2 separate regions of the Homo sapiens genome follow, and region 1 is linked to region 2. A link is an interaction called in ENCODE POLR2A ChIA-PET data of the cell type or tissue named here. Cell type or tissue: Panc1. All regions are shown on one strand.

Region 1 (8,000 bases), 77 kb before region 2:
CAGGAGGCGGAGGTTGCAGTGAGCCGAGATTGCACCACTGCACTCCAGCCTGGGTGACAAGTGAGTGAGACTCCGTCTCAAAAAAAAAAAAAAAGTTTTTCTCCTAGTGACCACAAAAATACTGACAATGGGTAGTTAAAGCTGAATCTGTTTCCTGCTTTCATTTTTAGATGATATCCTGAGAATCTCTTTTCTATCACATTCATATCAGGGGTGGAGTTAACCCCCACCCCGTCCTTTCATCCTTTCTCCAACAATAGGGAGACTTCTCTTTGAACTACAAAGTATGAGGGGCTGGCAAACTGTAGGTAGGAGTCTTCTACCTTAATGTCCCCCCAATTTTAATCTAATTAAATCATTTCAATACAAGAGTAGAGTGACAAAAAAGAGCTAAAAAATCATTTCATCTATTTGAGGAAGTTGGAGAAATAAGCTCTCTCAGGGGTCAGGCTATACTCTGAGGTGTGGAAAACAATATAGTCCTGCTGGGCACGTCCTTCTTGTGTGTCTAGGATGACCTGAAGGACAGTGGCGGTGAGCGGCCACCCTGGAAGCCTACAGTCAGTCCCAGGGCTGGGCTCCTGCTGTGCAGACAACCCACAGAGACTCCAGGTGTGAGAAAAGCAAGCAACATAGTCATGCACCCCATTACCGTTTTGGTCAATGACAGAAGGTGGTCTCATAAGATTATAATGTGGTATTTTTACTGTACCTTTTCCATGTTTAGATACACAAATACCTACCATGGTATTATTATATTCAGTATTTATTTTTATTTATTTATTTTCAAGACGGAATCTCCCTCTGTCACCCAGGCTGGAGTGCAGTGGCGCGATCTCAGCTCACTGCAGCCTCTGCCTCCCGGGTTCAAGGGATTCTCCTGCCTCAAGCCTCCCAAATAGTTGGGACTAAAGATGTGCGCCACCAGGCCTGGTTAATTTATGAGCCTCTATAGAGACGCCTCTTCCTATGTTGTAAGTCCTTCCTGTGGTCTTGAACTCCAGGGCTCAAGCAACACCTCCCGCCTTGGCCTCCCAAAGTCTTGGGATTAAATGCGTGAGCCACTGCACCTAGTGAGAATTATGGAGTAAGGACTTTCCTGTGACTCACAGCCTCTGACTGGAGGACTTACCTGCAGTTTCTTACCAGCTGTGGGCTCTTCCCCATTCTTCCTCCCGCACGTTGTAGGATGTGTCAAACTAGACCTCTTAGCTTGTTATCTTAGTAAGCAGTCTTATTTTTGTGTCAGACAAAAGGCTTAGAATTTGCCTGTGCCAGGTCGGGCGTGATAGCTCAAGCCTGTAATCCCAGCACTTTGGGAGTCCAAGGCGGGTAGATCACTTAAGATCAGGCATTCGAGACAAGCCTGGCCAACATGGCAAAACCTTGACTCTACTAAAAATACAAAAATTAGTTGGGTGTCATGGTACATGCCAGCTACTCAGGAGGCTGGGGCAGGAGAATTGCTGGAGCCCGGAAGGCAGAGGTTGCAGTAAGCTGAGAGTGCGCCATTGCACTCCAGCCTGGAGGCTGGAGTGACAGAGCAAGACTCTGTCTCAAAAAAAAAAAAAAAAAAAAAGAGAGAGAGAAAGATAATTTGCCTGTGCCTCTGTGCCCCTTATTGGTATGGCAAGCCCTCTGTTGGCCAGAGCACTGGTGGTTAGAGCTGTTCCTGAACCCCCTATTACCTGGGAGAGCCTTGAGGTCCTAGTGGTAAGATATTATTTCTACTTCTATACTCATGTCTGATTCTTTTTTTTTTTTTCAGACAGATCTTGCTGTGTTGCCCCAGCTGGAATGCAGTGGCTCTTCTCAGGTATCCCAGGTATGATCACAGTACATTACAGCCTTGAACTCCTAGGCCCGAGCAGAGTCCTCCTGGCTCAGCCTCCTGAGCAGCTGGGACAACCTCATGACTGATTCTTATCTGTTAAAAGAGGGCAGTTCTGAGGGATCTCAGCTACAGTTGTGTGTTGCTTAATGATGGGGATACATTCTCAGAAACGCATTGTTTTATTTTATTTATTTATTTATTTTTAGATGGACTCTTGCTCTGTTGCCCAGGCTGGAGTGCAGTGTCTTGATCTCGGCTCATTGTGACCTCCGCCTCCTGGGTTCAAGCGATTCTCCTGCTTCAGCCTCCCAAGTAGCTGGGATTACAGGTGTGCGCCACCACGCCTGGCTAATTTTTGTATTTTTAGTAGAAACGGGATTTTGTCATGTTGGCCAGGCTGGTCTCGAACTCCTGACCTCAGTTGATCCACCCACCTCTGCCTCCCAAAGTGCTGGGATTACAGGTGTGAGCCACTGCTCCCAGCCCCGAGAAATGCAGTGTTAAGCAAATCAGTTGTCCTACCAACATTATGGAGTACACTTATACAAACCTAGCTAGTATAGTCTACTACACACCTAGACTATTATGGTAAACCTGTTGCTCCAAGGCTACAAACCTGTATAGCATGTGACTACTAAATACTGAATATAGGCGGGGCACGGTGGCTCACGCTTGTAATCCCAGCACTTTGGGAAGCCAAGGCAGGTGGATCATCTGAGATCAGGAGTTTGAGACCAGCCTGGCCAACATGGTGAAACCCGTCTCTACTAAAAATACAAATAATAATAATAATACAAAAAATTAGCTGGGTGTGGTGGCACACACCTGGAATCCCAGCTACTGGGGAGGTTGAGGCACGATAGTCGCTTGAACTCAGCAGGTGGAGGTTGCAGTGAGTTGAGATCAAGCGACTTCCTCTAGCCTGGGCAACAGAGGGAGACTCTGTCTCAAAAAAAAAAAAAAAAAAAAAAAAAAAAAAGCTGGGCATGGTGGCTCATGCCTGTAATCCCAACACTTTGGGAGGCCGAGGCAGGTGAATCACGAGGTCGGGAGTTTGAGACCAGCCTAGCCAACACGGTGAAACCCTGTCTCTGCTAAAAATACAAACATTAGCTGGGCGTGGTGGCGGGCGCCTGTAATCCCAGCTGCTCGGAAAGCTGAGACAGGAGAATGGCTTGAACCCGGGAGGCGGAGGCAGAGGTTGCAGTGAGCTGAGATCGTGCCGCTGTACTCCAGACTCCAGCCGGGGCGACAGTGAGAGACTCTGTCTTAAAAAAAAAAAAACAAAAACAGAAAGAAAGAAAGCTTAGAGCTAATTTTATAGGGCAAGGAAGGATACATGATGTTAGAATGTGCATTTTTTTTTCCATTCTGTTAATCTTCCCCCTCCCACTTTGCTATCTTTGTTTTCCCCTTGCCTTATCTTTCTTGTTTTGTTTTAAAGGTATTGCAAACAGCATAAATCCTTTTAGAGACAAATTTGCACAACCATTTCCCTAGTGTTTTTCCTTACTATCCTAATCTTTGGTTAATTGAGATTTTGCCAGGAATTAACATCTTTTAGCATCAAATACTTTTGTTTGTGTGTGTGTGGTTTTTTCTTTTTGTTTTGAGAAGAGTCTCTCTCTGCTGCCCAGGCAGGAATGCAGTGGTGCAATCACAGCTCTGTGCAGCCTCGACTGCCAGGCTGAAGCAATCCTCCTACCTCAGCCTCCCAAGTAACTGGGACCACGGGTTCATGCCACCAGCCTGGCTAATTTTTTAAAAATTCTGATAGAGACTGGGTCTCACTATATTGCTCAGGCTGATCCTGAATTCCTGGGCTCAAGCAATCCACCAGCCCTTGGCCTTCCAAAGTTCTGGAATTGGCCGAATGTGGTGGCTCATGCCTGTAATACTAGTACTTTGGGAGACGGAGGTGGGAGGATTGAGTCCAGGGGTTCAAGACCAGCATGGGCAACGTGGCGAAAACCCTTCTCTACAACAACAAATTAGCCGGGCGTGGTGGTGCACACGTATAGTCCCAGCTACTCGGGAGGCTAAGATTGAGAGGTCAAGGCTGCAGTGAGCCAAGATCGCACCACTACACTGCAGCCTGGGTGACAGAGTGAGACCCTGTCTCAAAAAAAAAAAAAGTGCTGGGATTGCAGGTGTGAGCTACTGCATCTGGCCTAAAGTATTTTTTTTATTTCGATTTTACTATTATATAAGCCAAATTTCTAAATACTGGACCAAGAGAAAGACCATTGAAAGAGTAAGCATTGAAGCTTGTGGGTGCTGTGGAATATAGAGGTGATAACCAAAAAGAGCAAGACCAAAACTCCATCTCAAAAAAAAAAAAAAAAAAAAAAAAAGATGCATGAGCAAGCACAGTCAGCAAATTTATTTACTTTATTTCATGCCAGGTACTTGCTAAGCCCTTCATTGGATCCTACCCTCAAACTACTCTGACAAAATGTGTATGTATGTATTTGTTTATTTTAGACAGAGTCTCGCTTTGTCGCCCAGGCTGGAGTGCAGTGGCTCGATCTCAGCTCACTGCAACCTCCGCCTCCCGGGTTCAAGCGATTCTCCTGCCTCAGCCTCCTGAGTAGCTGGGACTACAGGCGTGTGCCACTATTCCTGGCTAATTTTTGTATTTTTAATAGAGATGTGGTTTCACCATGTTGCCCAGGCTGGTCTCGAACTCCTGACCTCAAGAGATCCACCCACCTTGAGCTCCCAAAGTGCTGGGATTACAGGCCTGAGCCACTGCGCCCGGCCAAAATGTGTATTCTTACAAAAGTTAAGGCCTGGAAGGTGGCTCAGCCCTATAATCTCAGCACTTTGGGAGGCGGAGGTGGGAGAATCTTTTGAGCCCAGGAGTTCAAGATCAGCCCTGGCAACAGAGTGAGACCTCATCTCCAAAAAAATTGAAAAAAATTAGCTGGGCATGATGGCACTCGCCTGTAATCCCAGCTACCTGGAAGGCTGAGGCAGGAGAATTGCTTAAATCCGGGAGGCAGAGATGGCAGTGAGCCAAAATTGCAGCATTGCACTCCAGCCTGGGTGACACAGCCAGACTCTGTCTCAAAAAAAAAAAAAAAAAGAGAGACAGTGTCTTACTCTGTCACCCAGGCTGGAGTACAGTGGCACAATCACAGCTCACTGCAGCCTCAACCTCCTGGGCTCAAGCCTTCCCCCCACCTCAACCTGAGGAGTAGTTGGGACTGCAGTCGCGCACCACACATGCCTGGCTAATTTTTGTATTTTCTGTAGAGACAGAGTTTCATGATGTTACCTAGGCTGATCTCGAACTCCTGAGCTCCACTGATCCTCCCACCTCAGCCTCCCAAAGTGCTGGGATTACAGGCTTGCACCACTGCCCCTAGCCTAAATTAATCTTCAATTAATGTTGTAAGCTTAAAAACAGATCTTCTTATGTTTTTAAGTTTAACTTCCATATCCTGATATTCTATTTAGAAATCTTGCAGGTTTTGGATAAAAGTAAGAGTAATAACTTGTTCTTTGATTAATACACAATTAGCCCATGGGCTTGACATATTTAATTTGCTTGAACATTACTCATAGCATTTACAAACTTAGTTAATTAAATTCTCTTAAATATTTAAACTACATTTACAAATTTAATATACTTGATTTTTTTCCCAACCACTTCCAATTCCTCAGGGTAGATTTACAAGTCAAACAAGAAGGAAGTATTCAGCATGTAAATAATTCTCATAAACCTAATAATTCAGACTCTTAAATGTGGCAAGTCAAGTTATCTTGAAGATTCCAGCCCGGGGATAGTGGCTCATGCTTGTAATCCCAGCACTTTGGGAGGCCCAGGCAGGCAGATGACGAGGTCAAGAAATCGAGACCATCCTGGCCAACATGGTGAAACCCTGTCTCTACTAAAAATACAAAAATTAGCTGGGCGTGGTGGTGCGCACCTGTAGTCCCAGCTACTCGAGAGGCTGAAGCAGGAGAATCACTTGAACCCAGGAGGCAGAGATTGCAGTGAGCTGAGATCACGCCACTGCACACCAGCCTGCGACAGAGCAAGACTCCGTCTCAAAAAAACAAAACAAACCAAACACACACACAGAATATCTCAGTCTTCCAAAATCTCTTTTCTAACCTTTACATTAAAAAAGTAACATTATGGGCCGGGCACGGTGGCTAATGCCTGTAATCCCAACACTTTGGGAGGCCAAGGCGGGTGGATCACGAGGTCACAAGTTTAAGACCAGCCTGGCCAAGATGGTGAAACCCCATCTCTACTAAAAATAAAAAAATTAGCTGGGCGCAATGGCAGGCACCTGTAATCCCAGCTACTCGGGAGGCTGAGGCAGGAGAATCGCTCGAACCCGGTAAGCAGAGGTTGCAGTGAGCCGAGACCTCGCCATTGCACTCGAGCCTGGGCAACAAAGCGAGACTCTGTCTCAAAAGAAAAAAAAAAGTAACATTATGCTGGGCTCAGGGCTGTGTGCCTGTAGTCCCAGCTTAAAAAAAAGAAAAAAATCTTGTGTTTTTTTTTATTTGATCATTTCTATTTTCCTTCCCAAAGTAATAAAGTACTTTTAGTTCATATTTTTCTTGCCATAATTCTACAATGGTCTTATTGATTTGCCCCTACAACTAAAAAGAAGTCTGATAATTACCTAAATGAATTTTAAAGTTACCTTTTTTCTTTCCTTAGAGACAGGGTCTCCTTTTGCTGCCTAGGCTGGAGCGCTGTGACAGGATCATAGCTCACTGTAACCTTGAACTCCTGGGCTGAAGGGGTTCCTCCCACCTCAGCCTCCCAAGTAGCTAGTACTACAGGCGTGCACCATCATGCTCGGCTAAGTAAAAAAAAATTTTTTTGTAAAGATGGGGTCTCACTGTGTTGCCAAGGCTGGTCTCAAACTCCCAGCCTAAAGGGATCCTCCTACCTCGGCCTCCCAAAGTGCTGGGATTATAGGTGTGATCCACTGACCTCAGCCTAGTTTACATTTAGAAATTTACATTTCTAAAAAAAAAAAAAAATCTCAGAGTCTCTTCTTAGAAAGTGGGAGAAGGGGCCAGGCGTGGTGTCTCATGCCTGTAATCCCAGCACTTTGGGAGGTCAAGGCGGGCAATTCACCTGAGGTCAGGTGTTCGAGACCAGCTTGGTCCAACATGGTGAAACCCCGTCTCTACTAAAAATACAAAAATTAGCCGGGCATAGTGGCATGCACCTGTAATCCCAGCTCTTCAGGAGGCTGAAGCAAGATAATTGCTTGAACCTGGGAGGCAGATGTTGCAGTGAGCCAAGATAGTGTCACTGCACTCCAGCCTGGGCAACAGAGCAAGACTCCATCTCAAAAAAAAAAAAAAGAAAGTGGGAGAAGGGAGGCGTTTTTTGTTTTTGTTTTTGTTTTTAAGTAGTGCAGTGTCACAGTCTCAGCTCACTGCAACCTCTGCCTCCTGGGTTCAAGCGATTCTTTCTCCTGCCTCAGCCTCCAGAGTAGCTGGGATTACAGGCGTCTGCCACCACACCCAGCTAATTTTTGTGTATTTAGTAGAGATGGGGTTTCTCCATGTTGACCAGGCTGGTCTCAAATTCCTGACCTCAAGTGATCCACCCATCTTGACCTCCCAAAGTGCTGGGATTACAGGCGTGAGCCGCTGCGCCCAGCTGGGAAGGGAGGCATATCTGAGAGGGAGTATCGTGAAAAGGAAGAAAAATGTCTTCAAAAAGACACCCTCTCCTTGCTCTTGTTTTGCTCTTGTTGCCCAGGCTGGAGTGCAATGGTGCGATCTCGGCTCAGCGCAACCTCCGCCTCCCGGGTTCAAGCAATTCTCCTGCCTCAGCCTCCCAAATAGCTGGGATTACAGGCATGTGCCACCACGCCCTGCTAATTTTGTATTTTTAGTAGAGATGGGGTTTCTCCACGTTGGTCATGCTGGTCTTGAACTCCCGACCTCAGGTGATTTGCCTGCCTTGACCTCTTAAAGTGCTGGGATTACAGGCCACCATGCCAGTCCTGTTTCCTGTTTTCAAAAATAGAAATAGTATGTACAACTGTCTCTTTTGTTTAAAGGATATGTTAAGGAGTATAAGAAAAACTTAAATAATCATTTATTTACGCAGATTTTATTTATTTATTTATGTTTTTGAAATATAGCCTCAGCCAGGTGCGGTGGCTTACACCTGTAA
Region 2 (8,000 bases):
TACAATGGGGCGATCTTAGTTCACTGCAACCTCAGCCTCCTGGGTTCAAGCGATTCTTCTGCCTCAGCCTCCCGAGTAGCTGGGATTACAGGCATGTGCCTCCACACCCAGCTAATTTTGTATTTTTAGTAGAGACTGGGTTTCTCCATGTTGGTCAGGCTGGTCTCAAACTCCCGACCTCAGATGATCCGCCTGCCTCGGCCTCCCAAAGTGTTGGGATTACAGCCGCGAGCCACTGTGCCTGGCGAAGATCTCTTATGAGTACCCAGAGAGGTAGCCCCAGACCCACAGAAAGTAAACTGGGGGAGTGCAGGTGAACTGGGTCTTGGAGCTGAGCTTTCAACATTTGTCAAAGTGCCTCTGCCCACCCATGGCTCAGCCTTGGAGCCTATTTGGAGCTCTCAGGGCCTCTGGACCTGGATCACCCAGGGCTGGGTAATCATAGTGAGTAGGAGATGCTGCCTCTTACCCATGGGATTCTCTGTCTACCTGCCAGCCTGACCTGCTTCCCTGGAGGTCAGGACCCAAGAAGTATGGGGGTGAATATAGACGAAGCCCCAGGTCTCCAGGCTCAGGATCCCTAGGTCGGAAACCTCAGAGGCATAGCTCTCAGGAAGGGTGTCTGTCTCATGTTCCATCACCAACTTGTTGGGTGGTTTCTGTTTTGTTTTGTTTGAAATGGGGTCTTTGTCACCCAGGCTGGAATGCAGTAGTGTGATCTGGGTTCACTGCAGCCTTAATCTCCCAGGCTCAAGCAATCCTTACAACTCAGCCGCCCGAGTAGCTGGGACTACAGGCGTGTGCTACCGCATCTGGCTAGTTTTTGTATTTTTTATAGAGATGGGGTCTCCCCTTGCTGCCCAAGCTAATCTAAAACTCCTGGGCTCAAGTGATCCTCCCTCCTCTGCCTCCCAAAGTGCTGGGATTACAGGCATGAGCCGCCGTGCCTGGCCGTTGCTGGATGCTTTGAACAAGGCCCTGCCTTCTCAGAGTGAGTTTCCGTCAGCCTGCATTATCCTCTATGGTGCTCTGGCTGTACCTGAGAATCACCTGGGGATTAAAAAAAAAATTTCAGCTCCCAAGTCCCATGCCAGACCAACTGAATCACCATCTCTAGGGCTAAGGTCTGGGTGTTAGATTTTTAAAAAGTTCTCCAGGTGGTTTTAATGAGTACCTGGGGCCGGGATCCCTGATCTGGGGGCCCTCCCAGGCTGACAGGCTGTGAGGAAGCCTGCCTGCTAGGTCTACCTGCCCCTCAGCCCAGAAGGCCCATCTCTTTGCCCTCATCAGACTTCATAATGTCATTCAACAAACATTTATTAGGCATCTACCATGTGCTAGGCAAGGCACTGTTTTAGGCACTGCAGAATCAGTGGTACCCAAGGCACAGGTCCAGCTTGTTCCGTTCTGTGCAGTGGGGCCCTTTGAGCCTTAAGTCTGAGACACATGTAATTCCAGGAGCAGGGGACTGCCTTTCCCTCGCTGATAGCATTCCCTGGGTGGATTTCAGACCTGTCTTGGCTTTCTTTCTTTTATTTTTTTGGAGAGAGTTTTGCTCTTGTTTTCCAGGCTGGAGTACAATGGCACAATCTCAGCTCACCACAACCTTCGCCTCCCAGGTTCAAGCGATTCTCCTGCCTCAGCCTCCCGAGTAGCTGGGATTACAGGCATGTGCCACCACGCCCGGCTAATTTTTTTGTATTTTTAGTAGAGATGGGGTTTCTCCATGTTGGTCAAGCTGGTCTTGAACTGCTGACCTCAGGTGATCTGCCTGCCTCGGCTTCCCAAAGTGCTGGGATTACAGGCATGAGCCACTGTACCCGGCTTGGCTTTCATTTAATTGTGATTTCATTGGAAGAAGATGTTAGACTTCTGTTCTGTACCTCAAGGCAGATTCTTGGTCTTAGCCTAATCCATGCAACTCATTTTTTGAAAATATATATATTTTTTCAGATTAAAAAAAAATATACATTCCATGGAGAAAATGTGAAAAACTCAAAAAAATGATCTGTAATACCACTATGGCTTACATGAACATTCCCTATGACCTTCTAGCCTTTTATATTCATAAATGAACATTTACAAACAATATCAAACTGCACGTATGGCTTTGTACCCTGTCCTTTTTTGCATATATATAGTGAGCTGTATTTTCCCATGCCAACACACCATTGTTATGGCTGCACAGCCATGGTATGCTGTACCTTAATTTATTTAAGCAACTCTAGTATTCAACATTCAGGCTCTTTGTAAATTTTTGCTGTTAAGAACAATTTGCCCTGAACATCCTAGTGCATGCATGCCTGAACACTTGTCTAGTTATAGTTATCCTCTCAGGTAATACGTTCCCAGAAATGGAGATCAAAGACAAGGTACACCTTTAACTCTTAGGCTGTCTAACTTTTTGTGTTTCTGTGGTGGTGGAGGGGTATAGGAACAGAACTTGGTGCCACAGAGGGTCAGACATGATTCATGTCATGTGTGAGTGTTGCACTAGCATGTGGGGAGTAAGACCAGCCTCTGCCCTCAAGGTTAGGTACTAGGCACTTCCCAGGCAGTGCGAGGATGTGATGGAGAAGGGATGAAGTGGAGAGGGGGTGGCGCGGGGTTGGCTCAGCCTAGAACCAGTGCCACACATCCACCTTGAGACTCCAGGGTCTCAGGCTGCATCCAACTGCTCGGCCTGAATCCTGCCGGCCTGAAAGAATCCTGCTGGAGCCACTTGATTACACTCTGCCCTGCCCTACATTCCTGACCCCATATCCCCTCCCTAGCTTGGCCCACTGGGGCGGTGGCTTGGGTTGGGGGTGGGGACACATGCTGAGTTTTAGGGTGGGGCCACACCAGCTTTCTGTTTTCAGCTTAGGGGGAGGTTTCTGGGTTTGGATGACCTCTGCACACATGCCTGGAGTCCCTGCATGTCCACCCCCAGCCCTGCTCTCTAGACTTCACCCCATGTGGGGCTGGGACACCCCTCTCTGGGAGTGAGGGCTGTGTGAGTGGAAGGGAAGAAACCTGGGGTGGGGGAAGGAGGAAAGCAGAACGCAGATCTCTACTAAGTTCATCACAGGCCTCTGAATGTGAGCTCTGAGCCCCCTGGGTATGTCAGGCTGGTCATGCGAAAGGTGCCAGTGACACCCAGCATTTGTACCTGCAGTCACAATTCCCTGCAGTCAGGACACCTGGCTTGGAGAGCTTGGGGTCACGCAGCAGGGGACTGAGAAGAGAAGTTTGTAGGGCCTTTCAGGCTAGGGACTGTGAGAGAAATCGTGGGTGCAGAAATGAGGCTGGGCGTTCACAACACAGTGAGTCCAGGGTGTGGGCTGGGGATGGAACTGGGTGGAGCCACATGCCACATTACAGAGGGATTTCCACTTGGGGAGACAGTCAGGAGAGACTCATTGCAGAGGCTTCAGTGAGGGAGTAAAATGGCCAGAGTGCTATGTTTTTTTGGTCAGCAGGTGGGCAGAGCCGGAAGGGGCTGTCAACACAAATCTCAGTCCAGGAGCAGCTGCAGGTGCTTGAGGCAGACACCTGTGCATATTTGGTTAGCAAATTGCTCTCCCCATCGCTCAGCCAGCCAGCCCGCCAGCCAGCCAGCCATTAGCCCTTCCTGCACAGTGCAGGAGAGCCCTCTTCTCCAGTATGAGTCTAGAAATAGATGATGGGGGTGATATAGGTAATGGGAGGGAAAATTAAGTCTGTGTCTCAAAGATGATGATGATGATGGCAGTGGGTAGACTTTACAGATCACTTACATTGGGTGGCCCTGGCCTTTACCTATGCTCTCACAGCCTGAGGCATAAATACAATTCAGGAAAAGTAGTGGGAAGCATTTAGAACACCAATTTGCTTACCACCTAGACTTAATCATTGTTTACAGTGGTCACATTTGATATTTGTATTTTTTGCTGAAGTATTTTATGATAAATTACATACATTGCATCTTTTTCACCTCTAAATATTTTATTATACATCCCTATGTAACTACAGTGTTGTGATCACACCAATTAATAGTTTCCTAATAGCATTCAGGGCCCAATCCATAGTCAGATGTGCCCATTGTCCTCAGTGGTGTGATCAGAGTTCACTGTAACCTCGAACTCCTGAGCTCAAGCAATCCTCCTGTCTTGGCCTCCCAAAGTGCTGGGATTACAGCCACTGGGCCCAGGTTGTCTGTGTTTGACCGACCATTGGTTTCTTTTTTTTTTTTTTTGAGATGGAGTTTCCCTCTTGTAGCCCAGGCTAGAGTGCAATGGTGCAATCTCGGCTCACTGCAGCCTCTGCCTCCCGGGTTCGAGTGATTCTCCTGCCTCAGCCTCCAGAGTAGCTGGGATTACCAGTGCCAGCCACCACGCCCAGCTAATTTTTGTATTTTTAGTAGAGACGGGTTTCACCATGTTGGGCAGGCTGGTCTTGAACTCCTAACCTCAGGTGATCTGCCCGCCTCAGCCTCCCAAAGTGTTGGGATTACAGGCGTGAGCCACCACGCCGGGCCTGACCATTGGTTTCTTTAAATCAGGATCCTAGGCCAGGCGCAGTGGCTCATGCCTGTAATCCCAGCTCTTTGGGAGGCTGAGGCAGGCGGATCACGAGGTCAAGAGATCAAGACCATCCTGGCCAACGTGGTGAAACTCCGTCTCTACTAAAAATACAAGAATTAGCTGGGCATCGTGGCACATGCCTGTGGTCCCAGCTACTCGGGAGGCTGAGGCAGGAGAATCACTTGAACCCGGGAGGTGGGGGTTGCAGTGAGCTGAGATCGTGCCACTGCACTCCAGCCTGGCAACAGAGTGAGACTCCGTCAAAAAAAAAGAAAAACCATCGAGATCCTGTCAAGGTACTCGTGTTACATTTTCTTATGCCTCTTCAGTTTCCTTTAATCTAAAACAGCGCCCCGCCCTCATCTCCTTTTCCACCATGAACACTGAGTTTCTGGCAAGGCGGGGTTGTGGTGTAGGCTGCTTCACTTTCTGGATTGATTTGTCAGGGCTGCCTTTGTTGCTTTGTTTCCCAGAGAGCTCTGCGGAGGTTTGGAGCCAGGGCGAGTTGGCCTGAGGGTCTGCCCTGCTGAGGGTCCTACAGCCTCAGTTACTCTGTCAAGTGAGAAAGACTGAGAGAGTCCAGTTCTGGGTTATGGAGAGTGGGAGACAAGCCTGGGGCTGGCAGGCCAAATATATGAGGCAAGGGCTGGCTGGCGGCCCATGGTTGCACCTTTTCTCCCTCTCTTCCCAGCTTTCCCTTTGGTCTCCTGCTCCCTGTCTTTCTTCTCCTTGGCCTTACAGATATGTCCTCCCATGCACCCAGCACCGCTGTAGAGACCCCAGGACTTGTCAGACAGCCCGCCTGACCCTGACAGCCAGAAACCCAGGCCTGTGGCAGAGGCAGGGTGGCACACTGGCCCCGACCTTTATTTCTACTGGGCCAAGTTTAGTTGTTCTTGCTATCTCCATTCTTCCTGGAGAGACTATTTGGGTTCTCTGCGTGTGCGGCTTATTGTCCTTTCTAGACTTTAAGCTTTCTGAAGGCTTTAGCTGTACTTGTTTTAAAATTCTATATATTCCATATACTGTCTGGCCCCCCGTTGGTTGGCACAGGGTGGATTCTTGGTAAAGATATGTAGAGGTAAAGGAAATGGTTGCTTTTGCAGGGATGCAGGAGTTAATTTCTTTTCTCTGATGAGCCAGGAGCCCCAACCAGTGAATCTGGGTTTCTCTCTTAACATTCCGCCTAGTAGGTGTGACTTTGGCTATCTGGAGAAAGGGCCCCCCAGGCTTCCCACCCACCACCAGCCCATCCCAGTGTTCTGACAGTGCCTGCTGTTGGAGTGGCCTCCTTGGGGCTGGCCTGCATCTGTGGAGTGGTGGCCAGTTGTAGGGTCTAGCCCTACGGGGCTTAGTGGGTGTTCTCCCCATGTGCGGAGATGAGAGATTGTAATAAATAAAAGCACAAGACAAAGAGATAAAGAAAAAACACCTGGGCCGGGGTGACCACTACCATCAAGACGCGGAGACCAGTAGTGGCCCTGAACGGCTGGGGTCACTGATATTTATTGCATACAAGACAAGGGGGCAGGGTAAGGAGGGTGAATCTTCTAAGTGATTGACAAGGTGAAGCAAGTCATGTGATTACAGGATAGGCGGCCCTTCCCTTTTAGGTAGCCGAAGCAGAGAGGGAAGGCAGCATATGTCAGCGTTTTCTTCTCTGCACTTGTAAGAAAGATCGAAGACTTTAAGACTTTCACTATTTCTTCTACCGCTATCTACTGCGCTCTTCAAAGAGGAACCAGGAGTACGGGAGGAGCATGAAAGTGGACAAGGAGTGGGACCATTGAAGCACAGCACCACAGGGAAGGGTTTAAGCCTCCGGATGACTGCGCGCAGGCCTGGATAATATCCAGCCTTCCACAAGAAGCTGGTGGAGCAGAGTGTTCCCCAACTCTTCCAAGGAAAGGAGACTCCCTTTCGCGGTCTGCTAATTAACGGGTGCATTCCCAGACACTGGCGTTACCACTTGACCAAGGAGCCCTCAAGCGGCCCTTATGTGGGCGTGACAGAGGGCTCACCTCTTGCCTTCCAGGTCACTTCTCACAATGTCCCTTCAGCACCTGACCCTATACCCACCGGTTATTCCTAGGTTATATTAGTAATGCAACAAAGAGTAATATTAAAAGCTAAAGATTAATAGTGATTGCTAATTGTCCATGATCATCTCTATATCTAATTTGTATTATGACTATTCTTATTCTATTTTTTTTATTATACTGAAACAGTTTGTGCCTTCAGTCTCTTGCCTTGGCACCTGGGTAATCCTCCACCCACAGCCAGTGTCTGGGGCTGGGAGCCAGAAGACCTGGGATCTGGAACTTGCTGTTCCATTAACTTGTGTGACCTGGGCGGGTCAGTTTCTCCTCCATGCCCCAGGGACAGTTTTCTCATCCACAGCTGAATGGGGGTGGGGGGAGGGTTGTTCAGGGTCCCTCGGGGATTTCCCCAGTCTGTCATTCCCCCAGTCTGTCATTCCCCCTCCCATGGTGCTCTGATGGTGGCCAAGGTGGTAGGTTTTGAGTCAGGCTCCTTGATAGTCACCTGCCCCACTTCTATCTAGCTCCCTTCCTCCTCCTTATCTAATCTTTCCAGACAGCACTGACCCACCCTGCTACCTTTCCCATGGCGCCCACCTGGATCTCAAAGTCCACGCAGGGTGGAATGGGGCAGAATGGGATGCAGCTGTCTTCCTCTCCTACCTCAGATCAAGGTCTTGGGGTGTAGACCCCGTGGGCATTTCAGGGACTGTGCCCTCCTGCAACCCTAGAACAAGCTGTCAACCAGCTCCTCTCCAGAGGGCCCAGAACAGCCCTGCCTGCCCACAGGCCTCCAGCCAGGACCCTTTCCCTGTAGCCCCATCCTCCTGCTCCCTCTGCTGTTCAGACTGGTCTTGTGCCTCCCAGTGGATGGAAGGCGCACTGCAGGGACTGTTGTCCTCTGGGCTCCTGAGCCTCTGCTGGGCTGGTCCTGGAGGGGAGAAGGGGACACACAGGTGTAGACAGGGCTCCTGTCCTCGGCACTCAGCGTGGTCGCAGGAGATCCCAGAGGGTGGGGACCACACCCAGCACATAGTAGGCTCGTGGTGAGGTCTGTCGAGTAGATGGAGGCCTGGGTTGTGTCTGTGCCATTCTCTGACCAGCTGTGTGGCTCAGGGGTTCCATCCACTCTGTGGGCCTCACTCTGGACTGTGGTAAGAACACAATGAGATACTGGATGTAAAAACGATTGATAAACTATAGAGTCGCGCGATGGAGGGGCAGTTTTTTTGTGATCTTGGCTGGGGTACCACCGGCCTCTAGGTGAGGGGCGATGCCGGTGGTGGGCGTAGCGGGGCGTGGGCAGGGAACCACACGGGAGCCTCAGCTTGGCCTTGAGATGGCAGGAGTGGGATGGGGCGTCATCCTAGTAGAGGCTGGACAGTGAGAGATCGGTGGGCTGGTAAAGGGTGGGAAC

What was found. ChIA-PET counts read pairs that join two places held together with the same protein. Peaks named below come from ENCODE experiments on the same cell type or tissue, not always from the same donor. Only the 100,000 strongest peaks of a DNase experiment are listed, where the experiment ranks them.
Region 1: POLR2A ChIA-PET joins it to region 2 with 17 read pairs; 6 of 35 experiments call an interaction of 5 or more read pairs at or near these places.

What each region holds. Positions count from the first base shown.
Region 1 is chr6:33,548,239-33,556,238 of GRCh38, forward strand. No RefSeq gene overlaps it. Among named protein-coding and RNA genes, the nearest start is that of BAK1, 28 kb to the right of the region's middle. In Panc1, no CTCF peak of the experiment used is centred here; no DNase peak of the experiment used is centred here.
Region 2 is chr6:33,625,282-33,633,281 of GRCh38, forward strand. The region is part of intron 1 of ITPR3 (inositol 1,4,5-trisphosphate receptor type 3); the gene reads left to right. It overlaps ITPR3-AS1 (ITPR3 antisense RNA 1), which reads right to left. Exons shown (of 2, transcript NR_134628.1): 2 at 5,963-7,732. It overlaps LOC124901305 (a long non-coding RNA gene), which reads left to right and starts at 4,757. Exons shown (of 2, transcript XR_007059550.1): 1 at 4,757-5,103; 2 at 6,158-6,690. RefSeq lists a silencer at 3,327-3,376 and an enhancer at 3,969-4,845. In Panc1, a CTCF peak has its summit at 7,453 (motif pointing left); no DNase peak of the experiment used is centred here; H3K4me3 peaks cover 622 bases; H3K27ac peaks cover 535 bases.